2 separate regions of the Homo sapiens genome follow, and region 2 is linked to region 1. A link is a loop called in an ENCODE intact Hi-C map of the cell type or tissue named here. Cell type or tissue: B cell. All regions are shown on one strand.

Region 1 (8,000 bases):
CATGGTTTGCTGTATTTCCTTCCCCCATCCCTGCCCACAGCCCCAGTATGTAGATTGATCTCTTAAAATGGCTAAAGCCCTACCCAGTAGATGCCCCTTATTTTGTTCATTTCAATTTTCAAGTCTGAGAAAATCGCTATTAAGACAATGACCTGTTCCCAGTTGGGTCACAGCACTGTGCCCCATTCCTATGGGCCCCCCAAAACATTGGGAATACAAAGTAATAGTGGAAAAAACTGGGAACAAATCGTTCTATGTGTTTCCAAGTCAGCTGCAATTTTGAGTAGTGACCTCCTTTTAAAACATGTGCATGGAGGGTGAGATGGCCCGGGTGGGGCCATTTGATGAGATCAAATCAGTTACTCATTTGATCCAGAGCACAAAGGTTGCCCCAGCAGCAGGGAATGGGGGACCTGCCCTCGCCCTGAGATCCTCCCACCTCAACACTCAGGCACTTCATGACGAGCAAAAGTAAAGCATCTCTCCCTTTCTACCCTATAACATGCTTTTTAAAAGCAAATATTCTATTATGGAAAGTTGAAAACATTCATAAAAGTAGAGAGAATAAGTAGTACCATGATCCTCCACACTCTCTTTTCAGCTTCAACACCATTCTTTCTTCTACTCTACCACTTTCACTTTTTTTTTTTTTTGCTGGCATATTTTAAGGCCCTCATTCATTATTTCACTTGTAAAAACTTCAGTATATTGCTCTAAAGCACTAAAAAAAAAAATCACAATACCATTATCACATCCAACATAATTTAAAACAATTCCTTAATACGTCAAGTTCAGTAAATATTATTCAATTTTCCTCCATTTCTTTGAAAATGTCTTTTTGCAGTTGATTTGTTCAAGTTATATAATGCACCTTGTTATCACACTATTTCCACATTGCCTTGTTCAGCCACGTTCTAAATAAAAAATCCAGTTTTCTCACCATTATCTGTCTAAATCCATTTAAGAGTCTCACCCAAACAGCAATGGATTATGTAAGCAAATACTTCAACATCCCAGCAGCCAACACCCTTAATTATTTAACTGAGGCAATGAAACACACCTTAATGAAAATACTGTACCAATATACACTACATATATGTTTACAAATAAAGTGATTCCAATCTCATATTTATGTGCTAAGCTTTAACCAAGTGACCTGTGGTTCAATTTTCTCTTTAAAAACATAACAGGCCAGGCGCAGTGGCTCACGCCTGTAATCCCAGCACTTTGGGAGGCTGAGGCGGGCGGATCATGAGGTCAGGAGATCAAGACTGTCCTGGCTAACATGGTGAAACCCCGTCTCTACTAAAAAATACAAAAAAAATTAGCCGAGTGTGATGGCTGGCGCCTGTAGTCCCAGCTACTCGGGAGGCTGAGGCAGGAGAATGGCGTGAACCCGGGAGGTGGAGCTTGCGGTGAGTCCAGATCACACCACTGCACTCCAGCCTGGGCGACAGACAGAGACTCCGTCTCAAAAAAAAAAAAAAAAAACAAACAAAAAAGACAAGGCTGGATCCCAAGACATATTTTATAAGAAATTTACAGATGAAGTAATGGTGCAATAGGTAAAATACTATCAAAACAATCATTTCCCTGAACCACAGCACCTGAGAAAGGATGGAAGAGTAAGTGGGTTTGGAAATGATGGACTTATCACCAAACCCTTGCAAAAACAAGTTCTTGAAGAAAGACCATCATGGTTCACTGTCCAACCCAAAAGTGATTTACCAGAAAACCAACAAAAACACATCACAGTGGGCCCACTCCTAAGTCACTCTGCCCAGTGGTTTTAACGCTTCAAAGAGTCAGTAAAGAATGAAAGTTAATTCTAGCTCTTGCCAAAGCCTAGGTGAAAATTTACAGTAGCACGCTCACCACCCCCTGACGATGTATTAGACATGTGTCTTTCCCCCTGCAATATAAGCTTCTTGAAAGCAGGTCTTTCTTTCAGGAGGGGCTGAGGAAGGCACGGCTCCCTTTACAACTCCAAACAGAAAGCCCATTTTATTTAGTCAGACCAGCATCTCCTTTCCAGAGCATTTTGCCATTGAGGAAAGGTGGGACAATGTGCATTTCAGGCTCAAATACACATTAGCAGGAAATGGGTTCCACCATTCACTGGATGTGACTGTCAACCAAGCAGGTGATAATCCTTTAAAAGCCTCTTTTTGTTCACCAATGTCTCCCCAGTACCTGAAAACCTGGCACAAAGTAGGTGCTCTATTTGTTGAATGAATGAACTTTATGCAGGGTGGTTGTACAGGTGTACCTAACATCAATAACTTAAGAAGAATGCGTGTGTGGAGTTCCGAGCTAAGGAATCCTAGTGGCCAACCCTGAAATCAATTCCTTATCTATGGGGAACATCTGAACCCCCAGCCCACAAGCACTTTAAGGCTGCCAGGTGGAGGCTGTTAGGGGGAGTATGTTAAGTAAGAATGCTGTGTAAACTGCATGCTTTTTCCAAGCTTTCGGGAAGCAGTTGCTGTTCTGTCCAACCCACCACCACTGGACTGTCCCATATGTAAATTTCCAATAAACCTGATGCTATCCCTGTTGAAGTCAACAGAGGTCTAGCAAGACAGCTGTGTTCATCGTGGCAGCAAAAGGACAAACAACAAGGTTACATTTACTTACTACATTATTTCATCGGGCTGCTAAGTTAGAGGAAAAGAATGACCATCACGAGCTAGTAAAGCTTTTAATCAGATTAGAATTTTATCAGGTACAAGTGGAACCGCACAGCCCTTACTGACCAGGGCCAGGCATAAGGCCAGGTGCTTCCCATGTGCCATCTTAGCAGGCATCCCAGGCGGGCACGCAGGATCTTGTTTACAGATGAGGAGGCAGAGGGAGGTGAAAAAACTTGCCCAAGATTACCCACTAGGAGGCAGGTATGTTTACCTATTTGCTCGTCCTTCTTCCCTCTATTTATCCTGCCAATAAACAAGAATTTAAAGTTTGCTATAAAATAATAATGCTAAACAACAAACAAACAAACTTGGGCCAGGCATAGTGGCTCATGGCTATAATGCCAACACTTTGAGAGACTGAGGCAGGAGGATGGCTTGAGGCCAGGTGTTTGAGACCAGCCTGCACAAAACAGTGTGAAACTTCATCTCTATAGAAATAAAAATAAAAAGATTAGTCAGGTGTGGTAGTGAGCGCCTGCGGTCCCCCAGGAGTTCAAGGCTGTGGTGAGCTATGATTGTACCACTGCACTCGTGCTTGAGCAACAGAGCAAGACCGCATCTCAAAAACACAAAAACAACACCTATCCTCTTGCTTTGCTGCCAGAAAAGACAAAAAGCACAAATAAACAAGCACCTGACAGCGTTATAGGTGGAGACCGAGTTCTATGAGTGCAGTAAAGTGGGGCACGGCACAGAGATGGAGCTGTACTTTAGACAGGGTGTTCTGAATCAGGAATGGACTTACAAAACATCTGCAGTCAGAAATTCACATACAGACTATAGTAGATCAAAAGCTCATTTTAAACTATCAATGAGGAAAAAAGCAATTCATTTACATAACATTCTCTTTCCAACTCAAACATCAGGTACAAATTGCTTTCTTTTAGCATATGCCAGAAATCTGTCATTACACAATAGCTTAGCAAGTGTGACACAAGATACTGCCACTTTCTCTACACAAAGACCCACCCAAACACCAGCTTTGTTTAAAACATTACCTCAGCACCACGATGCCTCTCCTCAGTAGTTTCTGAGTCCATGCTCAGAGTCCATGATGTGCTCAACATTGGCTAACAAAACACATTCTGTTCTTTGAGAACAATTTTTTAAAAACTGGAACCAATGGGGTGGATCTGCTTCCAAATATTAGTCCAGCCATAAAATATATACAAGGTTAGAATAAATGCTTAACAATAATTATTTTTATGCTAGAAGCAGGAGTTGGTCCATTTGTTTCTCTAAAGAGCCAGCCAGTAAGTATTTTAGGCTTTGAGGGTCTTACTTGGAGTCCGTTGCATATTGTTGTTTTTAAAATCCTTCAAAAATATAAAAACCATTTTTAGCTGGGAGACCAAATAAAAACAGGCCACAGCCAGACTCGGCCCTAAGATGATAGTTTACCTACCCCATCCTAAAGTAAAAACAATTATTTACAGTATCTGAAATGACAACTGTCCACACAGGCAGTTTAAAATTGATCTCTCAGGCAAAAATGGAAAACAAAATTAGGTTGCAGAAGTGACTTCTAACTTAAAAATATGAGCAAAATCTGATATACTGACTACTAGAGTTTGATCCTCAGGTGATACTGGTTCCTCTCCTATCAATAAAAGGTGGGTCATGGTGAGATATTTTTTATTTTGCTTTTAAGGTTTTGTTTTCAAGTATATTAGATTAAAAGGATAACTTAATGAAGTTTTACATTTCCTTTGAAACAGCATTACTGTTTGCCTGTAAGTGTTAAGAACGGGTTAATGAATAAAGGAAAACAGAACTGACCACTGCTGACTGGGAAGCCCACATCCCTCCACACTTACCCAAAGGATCTTACCAGCCGGGAGGCCCTCCCTGGTCTCCAGGGCACACTTCTCTTCTGTGAAGACCTCTATCATGCACTACACTGCATTGTAATTGCTTACATATCTGCTTTCACTAGGAGACTGAGAACTCCTTAAAGGCAAAACCAATCTTATTTTTATTGTCCCTGCACCAAGCACATAATGGGATATAATAGCGCTTCAAAACATGAAGGTGGTACCCATGTGACTGATAAGGGAATTCCGACTAGAACACACAGAGAGAGGATGGACATGAGACAAAATCAGAGTCCTCCCTTTTACTAAGATAACCCAAACTGTTCATATTGCTTTTTCCTTGAGAAGACCAATGGACAAACTTTACCCGTTTATAGGAACCCAGAGTTTTTACCTAACAGGGTTAAGTTTGAAAAACATTTGCGGGGTAGGGAAACACAAAAGAAACACATAAAGCTTACAGCATCTTAAGATGAGTTGTTTGGATTTCACTGATAAAAACTTTGTCTCCGTTTATCTTATGTAACATTCTTTCCACTTAAAAACTAACTCCCATTTTACGGCTGACGAAATTTAGGTTCACAGATGCTAAATGGCTTCCCCAAATACAGGTAAGCAGTAAATTAGCTATGAAATTCTCTTTATAGCTCTTTGTGGTTTCATTTTGAAAAAAATTATGTGTATTAACTATATCAAGCATTTCAGTCAAAAGTCTCTAAGTCACATTATAGCACAAGGGTTTTGTTTGGTTCTGAAAACTACCCAAGTCTGGAAAAATCTTTTTATGTCAACAGGCATGGATGGTAAATACATCAGAAGGAAAATAATGCAAACTTTGGTCTTTTCAACACACATTTACTGCTGAAATTAAAAACTAATTGGAGTACTTGGGGAGTCTCAAGGTAGTTACTACTGAAATGAAATAAGGGATAATTCAAAATGCATTCACTGACTTTGAAAGCAGACTGAATTTCACTGCTTCAGAATAGAGCTGAAACATCTAACTACCATTAGAAAGCAGACTGAATTTCACTGCTTCAGAATAGAGCTGAAACATCTAACTACCATTAGAAAGCAGGTATATCAAACCACCCTAAGAATCTCCAAATTGTCAAAGAGATATAAAAGTTTAAGTTAAAAAAATTAAGAAAAAAATTATAGTTCACTAAATGATACTGTTTTCCTTTCCCAAACTATAATTATTCAACATTTGTTAGAAATCACATTATCAGCCAGGCATGGTGGCTCACACCTATAATCTCAACATTTTGGAAGGCCAAGGTAGGAGGATAGCTTGAGCTCAGGAATTTGAGACTAGCCGCCTGGGCCACACAGTGAGATCTTGTTTCACAAAAAAATAAAAAATTAGCTGGGTGTGGTAGTGTGTGCCTGTGGTCCCAGTTACCCAGGAGGCTGAGGTGGGAAGATCACTTGAGCCAAGGGTGGGGGCCGGGGCACTGAGGCTGCAGTGAGCTGTGACTGTGCCACTGCACTCCAGCCTGGGTGACAGAGTGAGACCCTGTTTCCAAAAAAAAAAAATTCACATTATTTCATTAACAAAAGAGGCCAGTGTGGAAGGAATAAAAGAGGAACAAGGAATGGGATCTCTTACTTCCCTACCATTTATAGGGAAGGTCTAGCCTCTTTTTTTCTCTTTGAAAACAAAGAGCCAAAATGTGAGAGACCACTGGGCACTGCCAAATGAAGCTGTTACTGGACTCCCTGCAGAGAGAAACTCAAGTCAGAAGAATATTATGTTGAATGGCCTGCCCAAGTATAGGTAAGCAGTAAATTAGCTATGAAATTCTTGTTTTTATGGCTCTTTTTCACAGAGTCATCCTAGCCCCTATTCGAGTCCCAAATACCAATAACAGCACTCCTGGCATTTCAGCCGGACTGTAAGGCGGCTGGGCATCAAGTGACTGCTTTCACCCAAATGGGTGCTCTGAAATCACACTGGGCTTGATTGGGGTGCAGGAGAAAGGAATATATAATAACTGCCCTTTTCCTATTGAATCAGCAGTACCATCTGGAGAGCTTATTTAAAACATAAGCACCCAGCCTGCACCTCACCCTAGAGATGGAAGTCATTAGTTCTTCAAGGGACCCAGGAATCAACAGTCTCCAGACAATTGTGTACACAAAATTTTGAGAACACTGCACTAAATTAACCCTTCCTCTTAACTTTAGGTATGTACGGTGTGTACATATACTAGGGAAAACAAAAAGCTACTGAATTATTTGGATTTAAAAATAACGTAGTTTAAGGAGTCTGGTCCTTTAATATTTTGGGGGGCAGTGGATGTAGTAATGAAAGAAGGCAAGGACTTTTTTCATCAACGATTGTCACAAACTTATTAACATGTAACAACAAATCCAGACTCCCCACCTTCCCCCACACCTGGTCCTTCTCCAGGATTACTTACCTCAGCGATGGCACCACCACACATCCACTTGCGCAAGCCAGAAACGAGAAGTCAGCCTCGACACCACCCTTGGCCCTGCATATCCAACCCATCACCAGGCACTATCAATTCTACCTCCCAAAGAACTCTCAAATGCATCCACTTCTGTTCCCACCACCACCACCTTGGTCCAAGCTATGAGCTCCCTCAATGGTCTACCATAACTACCCTTGCTGTCTCCTGCCTCCTGTGATTTTCCTATTACAGATCACAGTCAACTTTTCAAAAGGCAAATCTGATCATGTCACCTCCCAGTCAAAACCCCAAGTTAAACTAAAAAACACCCAAGAATGGCTTACAAGGCATGGCCTGACCTGTCTTCCTCTCTAGCCACATTGGGCTTCATGTGAAACCCCAAACTCACACTACTTCCTCCCACCACAGGGCCTTTGCACACGTTGTTACCTCTGCCCAGGGAGGTCACGTCCTCAAGGATGCCTTCCTGACCTCCCCTATTTGCACCCCCACCAGCACATACACACTTCATCTACTCTCAGGCCTCATGTACCCCTCTTCAGGCATACTCTCTGAAGCTGCAGTTTTACATTTACTCTGGGATTGCTGTCTGTCCCCGAAACCAGACTGTAAATCCACTGACAGGGACTGTGTCTGTGAACATCCAAATACATTCATTGTGCCTTACAGCGTGATCATGGCAAATCACTCATCCTACCAGCACCTCTCACTGCCACATGGCAAAATGTTAGCTACCTAATTCACCACTGCCCCTCGTGGAGGAGGAGGGGTGGAAACAGATGCTACGCATCCTCCTCAATTGCGAGGGGATTGTGAGGGGGGAGTACATTCAGTAAACTGTCCCTGTTAAAATATTTAATAGAAAAGGTTATGTATTCCCAAAGAGGCAAGGTAATCTCAGAAATTACCTTAAAATTTTGGCACAGTAGAAATGTGAACACACTTTCAGAGTTTTCCTAATGAAAGGTAAACCTGCTTTTGTATTAGAAATGTCTATAACACTTCAGAAATGAACAGGTAAGATGTGTTGGAGCCACTTAAAGGCAGTTCAG
Region 2 (8,000 bases), 150 kb after region 1:
CGTCTTAACAATTTCTAAGTGTACAATTCAGTAGTGTTAAATATATTCATATTATTGTGCCACCAATCTCTAGAATTTTTTCATCTTGCAAAACTGAAACTCTAAACACATTAAGCAACAAATTCCTGTTTCTCCTCCCTTCCAGCCCCAGCAATCACCGTTCTACTTTCTGTCTCTATGAATTTGACTACTCCAGATATCTCATATAAGTGGTATCATATAGTAGTCATCTTTTTTGTGAGTGGCTTATTTCACTTAACATGATGCCTTCAAGTTTTATCCATATTGTAGCATTTGTCAGAATTTCCTTCATTTTTAAGGCTGAATAATATTCCGTGGTGTGCATATACCATATTTTGTTTATTCGTTCATTCATGCATGGATACCTGGGTTGCTTCCACCTCTTGGCAATTGTGAATAGTGTTGCTATGAACATGGGTATACAACCATCTCTTCAAGATCTTGCTTTCAATTATTTTGGATATATACCCGGAAATGAGATTGTTGGATCATATGGTAATTCTGCTTTGAATTTTTTGAGGAACCATCATGCCATTTTCCACAGGGGCTGCACCATCTTGCATTCCAATGACAGTGTACAAGGGTTCCAACTGTCCCGCGTTCTCATGAACACTTATTTTGTATTGTGTTTTGGGTGGTAGCCATCCTAAATGGTATATGATGATATCTCATTGCAGTTTTGATTTGCATTTTTCTAATGATTGGTGATGTTGCATATCTTTTCATATGCTTGTTGGCCATCTGTATATCATCTTTGGAGAAATGTCTATTTAATTCTTTTGTCCATTTTAAATTTGGGTTATTTTGCTCTTGTCGTTATTGTTGAGTTGTAGGAATTCTTTATGTATTCTGGGTATTAACCCCTTTTCAGATATATGACTGGCAAATATCTTCTTCTATTCCATAGGTTGCCTTTTCACTCTGTTGAATGTGTACTTTGGTACACAGAAGTCTTAAATTTTGATGTAATCCAATTTGTATATTTTTACTTTTGTTGCCTGTTTCTGGTCATGTTTAAGGTACTAGAACCTCTAGTTAAATAACCGAGTCTAATACAGTGCAATAGTCAAAACTCTGGACACTCCACCAGTTGGAAACCTCTCCCTCCCGCATCCAGCCAGCTTCAGATTGGACGATCTGTGGTGGAGTGGCAGAGGGCTGGCGCTGGGATGCCTGGCTTTTCCTCTTTTCTCCAAATTGCTCTCAACTTGTTGCAGGTGCTTGTTGTTTCTGACCCCTCTGTTAGAAGGTGTTGGGCCCAGGGAGAGCAAGAATCTGCAGAAGTGGTGCACCCGTGATCTACTCTCAAGGTCCTCTAGATGGTGGGTATCAAATCTTGGTTCTTCCTCTCAAAGAGAACTTTTGAGGGTTCCTCAAAGAACCCATGAGGGAGCTGGCTGTAGTTCTTCTGAAGCCATGCACTGATCAAAAGAAGTGTGCCTGACATTAGTGGTCAGGGACAGCAAGTCCTTTTGGGTCTTCGAGCTGGTGTGAGAAGTATCTGATGCTGTACTGCTGCTGGCCCTTGGTGCACCAGGCAGCCATGCCATGTCTGGCACTTTTGCCTGTGAGATGCCCAAAGGCTCATGTTAGTGGGAAACATGAGCAATGGCAGGCTGGTTGTGTGGGAGGTGAAGGCTGAGCAGTCCTCCTGTAGACTGACCTGAGGGAGTCCAAATGCTCCTGCTACCGTGGCTTGTCTTTTACTACGTGGTGTATGAATCCACTAGTTGTTGTTTGGTGGTATATTACATTTTGCGGTAGCGATTAACTCCAGCTCCAAGGAACACAGGTCGAACTCCTGAGCTCTCCCCCTGAAGCTTCTTTCCCGCCTAGACACTGTGTGGTACACCAGTATCTCCAGAACAAGTGCCACCCCTGGTCTCCCTGCACTCCCTGTCTACAGCGTCATGCTGGGCGGGGCCTAGTGCTCACAGCCTGCTATCTCTCTGCAGGGCCTTGCAGTTGGTGCCTTTCTTAGGATGTAGCAGTACCAGGTGCTACTGCATGGTTCTCAGCCTCTAGGGCCTTGGCTTCCCCTGAGAAGGGAGTCCCATTTAAACATCCTGCTGGGCGCGGTGGCTCACGCCTGTAATCCCAGCACTTTGGGAGGCTGAGATGGGTGGATCACTTGAGGTCAGGAGTTTGAGACCAGCCAGCCAACATGGCAAAACCCTGTCTCTACTAAAAATACAAAAATTAGCTGGCTGTGGTGGCGTGCGCCTGTAATCCCAGTTACTTGGGAGGCTGAGGCAGGAGAATCGCTTGAACTCGGGGGATGGAAGTTGCAGTGAGCTGAGACTGCACCACTGCACTCCAGGCTGGGTGACAGAGTGAGACTGTCTCAAAAAAAAAAAAAAAAAAAAGTCCAGCTACCTGACTGTATTACAGAGAACAAAGAAAACTAAAACAAGTAGCAGTTTAAAAATGAGGCACTAGTGAAATTACTTGATAAAAATACCTCTGAAAAAAAATTTTTAGGTACTTTATTTATTTATTTATTTATTTATTTATTTATTATTGTTATTATTTGAGATGAAGTCTCACTCTGTCGGCCAGGTTGGAGTGCACTGGTGTGATCTCGACTCACTGCAACCTCCACCTCCCGGGGTTCAAGTGATGGGCCTGCCTCAGCCTCTTGAGTAGCTAGGACTACAGGTGCATGCCACCACGCCTGGCTAAGTTTTGTATTTTAGTAGAGATGGGGTTTCACCATGTTGGCCAGGTTGGTCTCAAATTCCTGACCTCAGGTGATCCACCTGCCACAGTCTCCCCAAGTGTTGGGATTACAGGTGTGAGCCACTGCGTCTGGCCATAATTTTAATAATAGTATCTGAAATAATGTATCTTATTAACCCATCTTATAACAACAAGTGACTCAATACTGAAATTCAAGCAAAACCAACGTCATGATGTCTTAGTCTGTTTTCTGTTACTTACAACAGATGACCTGAAACTGGATGATTTATTCAAAAGTGGAATTTATTTCTGACAGCTCTGAAGGCTGAGAAGCTCAAAGTTGAGGGGCTGCATCTGGTGAGGGCCTTCTTCCTGGTGGGAACTGTGCAGAATCCTGAGGTGACAGGGCATCACATGATGTGCTGGCTCAGTTCTCTTTCCCCTGCTTAGAAAGCCACCAGTCCCACTTTTGTGACATCCCATTAATCAATCAACCCATGAATCCTTGCGCGGGTTAATCTATTAATGAGGGCAGAGCCCTCATGACCCAATCACCCCTTAGAGAGCCCCCACCTTTTAATACTGCCACATTGAGGATTGAGTTTTAGAGGGGAATGCTACCATTCCACCCCTGATCCCCCAAAACTCATTTCCTTCTCACATTCATTCTACTCCCATAGTTCCAAAGTCTGAACTAATTCCAGCACAAAATTCCAGTTCAAAGTCCAGAGCCTCACTTGTGAGCCTGTGAAACCAAAACAAGCTCTCTTCTTCCAAGATACAGTGGTGGTACAGGCATTAGACAGACATTCCTATTTCAAAAGAGAGAAATAGGCAAAAAGAGAGGAGTAATAGGCCCCAAGCAAGCCCAAGACCCAGTAAAGAAGACGTCAAATCTTAAAGCTGGAGAATAGTCTCTTTTGACTCCATGTGCCACCTGCTGTACACACTGGGGCAGAGGTTGGGGCCCTAAGGCTTCAGGCAGCTGCCCCCACCCCCTGGCTTTGCTGGGTGCAGTCCCTGTGGCAAAGCGCCTGAAGCTTTGCCATGCAGGTGCTGCATGCTGCTGGGGACTCCACTGCCCTGGGGTCCTGGTGGTGGTCCCGCTCCCATGGCTCCACTAGCAGCCCTGGTGGGGACTCCCTGTAGCAGCTCTGACTCCACATTTCTGCTAGCATTACTCTAGTGAGGGCTCTCTGCAGTGATGCCATCCCTGAACATGTCTCTACCTGGCTTCTAGGCTTTCAGCCACATCCTCTGAAATCTAGGTAGAGGGTGCCAATCCTCCGCAGCTATTGCTTTCTGCAAGCCTGCAGAATTAGCATCATGAGACACCATCAAGGCTACAGCTTGTATCTTCTTGAGCAGCGGGCTGATCCACACCTGGGACTACTTGAGCCACAGCTGGGGCAGCTGAGAAGCACCTCACCAGAATCTGGTTAGCAGGGTCCTGAGGTGGCCCTGGGGAGGGAGTCTGTGGAAGGTGTCTTGGGCTCATCCCTGCCCTCATAGGCCTCTGGGCCTGTAACAGCGGGGAAGCCTCAAAGGTCTTTAAAATGGCTTTGCGGTCTTTCTTTCACTGTTTTGAGGAGAAGCACCTGGCTTCCTTCTAGCTGTGCTAATCTCTTTGGCAAGAGGTCGCCGTGCTACATCCTTGATTTCCTCTTCTAAACATGCTTTTTCACTTTTTTTGAGGAAGGGTCTCACTCTGTTGCTCAGGAATGCAGTGGTGTGATCATGGCTCACTGCAGCCCCCTAGGCTCTGGTGATCCTACCACCTCAGCCTCCTGAGTAGCTGGGACTACCAGTAGCTGTGCACCACCACACCCAGCTATTTTTTTTATTTTTTGTAGAGGTGGGGTTTTGCCATGTTGTGCATTCTGGTCTCAAACTCCTGGACTCAAGTGATCTGCCTGCCTCAGCCTGCCAAAGTGCTGGGATTACAGGCGTGAACCACTGTGCCCAGCCATTTTTCACTCTTTATATGGCCAGGCTGAGAATTTTCCAAATCTTTCTGCTTTGCTTTTCTTTTGGTTATAAATTCTGTCTCCAAGTCATTTTTTTCCCTCTCACAGCTTAATGTTAGCAATTAAAAGTGGCCATGTAGCAGCCTGAATGATTTTCTGCTTGGATACTTCTTCCACAGATACCCTAGTTCATCACTTTCAAGTTTGCTCTTCCACAAAGCCCTCAGACATGGACACAGTTCAACCAAGTTGGTTTTTTTTTTTTCTAATTTATAAAAAGGATAGCCTTTACTCTAGGTTCCAAGAGAGTTCCATTTGAGACCTTGTCAGAATGGCCTTCATTGTCCAAATTTCTGTCAGTATTCTGGTCATGATCACTTAAACAATCTCTAGTGAGTTCCAAACTTTCCTTAGTCGTCTTGTCGTCTAAGCCTTTACCAGAATGAATTGAAGGCTTTTTCTGGCCTTGGCCTGCTCCTCCAAATGCTTCTGGCCTCTGCCCTTACTTTCACGTTTTCAGGTATTCATTATTAGCAACAGCCCCACTTCTGATACCAATTTTCTTAGTCCATTTTCTATTGCTTATAACAGAATACCTGAAACTGGATAATTTATAAAGAAAAGAAGTTTATATATATTGATGATAATTGCTTTCCAGAAAGATCGTGAGGGCCTTCTTGCTGGTGGGGACCCTTTGCAGGGTCCCAAGGTGGTGCAGGGCATCACATGGCAAGCGGTCTGAGTGTGCTAGTTCAGGTCTCTCTTGCTGTTCTTATGAAGCCACCAGTGCCACTCCTGTGATAACCCATTAATCACTTAACTCATTAATCCATTGATCCATGTGTGGATGAACCCATACATGAGGGCAGAGCTCTCATGACCCACCACCTCTTAAAGGTCCTGCCTCTCAAAACTGCCACACTGGGGATTAAGTTTCCACATGAGTTGAGGGAACAAACATTCAAACCATAGCGCATGGGAAAGGCATAAGAGTCAGGTTAACACAAAAATATTACTAGCTGTATGAAAAAAGCAAACTAAATTGTTGGTCATTTGGGCAACCATTGTTTGTAAACAAAAATGCAACTTATGAGATGAATGATAAACCTGGGTATCTGCAAATCAAGGAGTTAGAAAAATATGGAAAACTACTAGATGAATTGAGCTTAATATAAGAGTTCCTATGACCCCTGGTCTGTTTAGCAATGCCTTCTTAGAGCTATGTCAGTCACTGGCCTCTTAGTACTCATGGCTGAAACAGTATGAGATGCTGATGGAACAGAAAATGAGGCACCTTTTGAATTTAGGGGGTAAACTGAGAATTTAGGTTCAACTTGACTAGGACTCGTTCTCTGCAGATTGGTCTTCCAGAGATGGAGCTGGCCTCCCATGGAATAGGACCACTGGGTTCTGAAATATGCACCACAGATACTAGCTAGAATTGAGTACCTAAGGCAGTGAGGTTAATCATGATAGAATGCTGAGTGGCAGATCAGAGTTGGAAACTACTGATCTACCAGGTTACATAGTTAAAATTATAAGACTTGGCTCCTAGACTCTGACCATGCCACGGGAAGGCCTGGTACTTCCCCTGTCATGTAGCTGATCACGTTTATGTAAGAATACAAGGCTGAAGTCCTTTTCCTGGAGTCTAATATCCAGCTCTTCTCAGTCAACGTGAGCCACCCAACTGTGGGGGGGCAATGGGAAACTGCACTTGCAATTGTTCTTGTCTTGGTAAGTTTAGGCCTGGTGTGTGCTGCAAGGACACTGGAGCCCTGAGAAAGGCTTCTTAAAGTGGGGACTCCTAAGCTGAGTACTTAAGGACGAGAAATTTGCTAGGTAGGCAAATGGTTTGTGTGTGTTGTGGAGGTGGAGGGGATGGGAACAGCAGGTGGGTATATCAGATATCATTTGGTTCTTTCATTAATCATTTCTCTCTTGAGAAATGATTTCTTTCTTTAATCACCTCTCTCTTGAGAATTCATATTTTTCAACTCATTGAAAGCATATTTTGTTTTACTTCATTGAGGAGAGTTCTAATAGCTGTTTAAAAATCATTGGCTGCTAATTCCAGTATCTGGCACATCTTGGCATCGGACTCAGTTGATTTTGAGAATATGTTTCATTTTCTTGGTTCTTTATATGATAGGTAGTTTTTCTTATTGTATACTGGACCTTATCAATATTAAGTTGTAGAAATTCTGGATTCAGTTAATTTTCTCTCATGATTATGATTTCTTTTGTTTAAGTAGGCAATCATCTGTGTTTGAGTTGCAATCTCTATTTTTTGGGGTGGCAGCTTCAGTCTCAGTTCAGATATTTTTTCTCTAGATGAGCTGCTTTGAATTTGGTCCATACATACGTGGTTCAAGGGTCACTCGGAAATGTGGGCAGACATGTTTGCTGAAACCTTCTCTTGCTCTTTTGCTTCCAAGATTCTTCCACTTTTTTCAGTGTCCATGATTCCCTAGCTCGGTTTTTTTTTTTTTTTTTTTTTTTTTTTTTAAATTTCCCTGGTCAAAAAGACTGCTGTTTTCAATTAGTGTCTCCTCCAAGACCACACACTCCAAGTAGACTATATTTAGCCCCAGAACAGAAGCCATAAAAACAGAGAATTTGTACAGCTCCCATCCTCTTTTTCTCTGAGCTTGTCTCCTCCACCCGATTTCGTCTGCTCTGTCCACTCTCCAATTCACTGATGTAGTTGCTTTGGTATTATGTCCAGTGTTTATAGATATTTTCTGTTGGGACTCCTCCAGTTGGGTCTTGTTCTGTCATTACTGGAGGTGAGGTGAAAATTCCTACTATTTATCTTTTAGCATAAAAGATGTGTTATTAAAGAAGGTAAAATCCAACTTACTCAGATTCCACTGACATTGATGGGAGTGTAAAAAGTTGGTACAATCTTTCTTTTATCATCAATATATATCAAGAGCCTAAAAATGTTCATTATTTGACCTAGTAATCTCACTTGTAGGAATCTGCCAAGGAAAGATTTAAAGACACATTTATGATTGAAAATGTTGTTTATAATTTTAGAAGAGTAAAAAATTAGGAAAGCTTCAATGACCAGCAGTAGGACATCATTAAATCAATAATTGCACTTTAGGTACTATCTGTAAGGAATACTGAATAATATGAAAAACACAAAATATATTTAATGATAAAAACAGAAAATAAAATTATATTCATCATCCCAATTTTATGGAATTACAAACATATACATAAAAAGACTGAAAGGCAATGTTATAAGTGATAATTCTTACTCAATTTTGGTGGTGAAATTAGGAGAGATCTTTTTTCTTTTTCATAATTTATCTCCTTCCTCTC

What was found. Hi-C counts contacts between places; a loop is a spot of excess contacts. Peaks named below come from ENCODE experiments on the same cell type or tissue, not always from the same donor. Only the 100,000 strongest peaks of a DNase experiment are listed, where the experiment ranks them.
Region 2: it touches region 1 in a loop (4-fold over the local background); 9 of 110 quality-filtered maps call a loop at or near these places.

The regions. Positions count from the first base shown.
Region 1 is chr6:158,805,842-158,813,841 of GRCh38, forward strand. All of the region lies in intron 2 of EZR (ezrin), which reads right to left. Among named protein-coding and RNA genes, the nearest start is that of EZR-AS1, 8.1 kb to the right of the region's middle. RefSeq lists an enhancer at 7,377-7,426. In B cell, no CTCF peak of the experiment used is centred here; DNase peaks (open chromatin) are centred at 1,872, 2,383 and 3,250; H3K4me3 peaks cover 6,481 bases; H3K27ac peaks cover 8,000 bases.
Region 2 is chr6:158,955,303-158,963,302 of GRCh38, forward strand. It overlaps a transcript of RSPH3 not described here. Among named protein-coding and RNA genes, the nearest start is that of TAGAP-AS1, 41 kb to the right of the region's middle. In B cell, CTCF peaks have their summits at 3,651 (motif pointing left) and 3,854; a DNase peak (open chromatin) is centred at 3,639.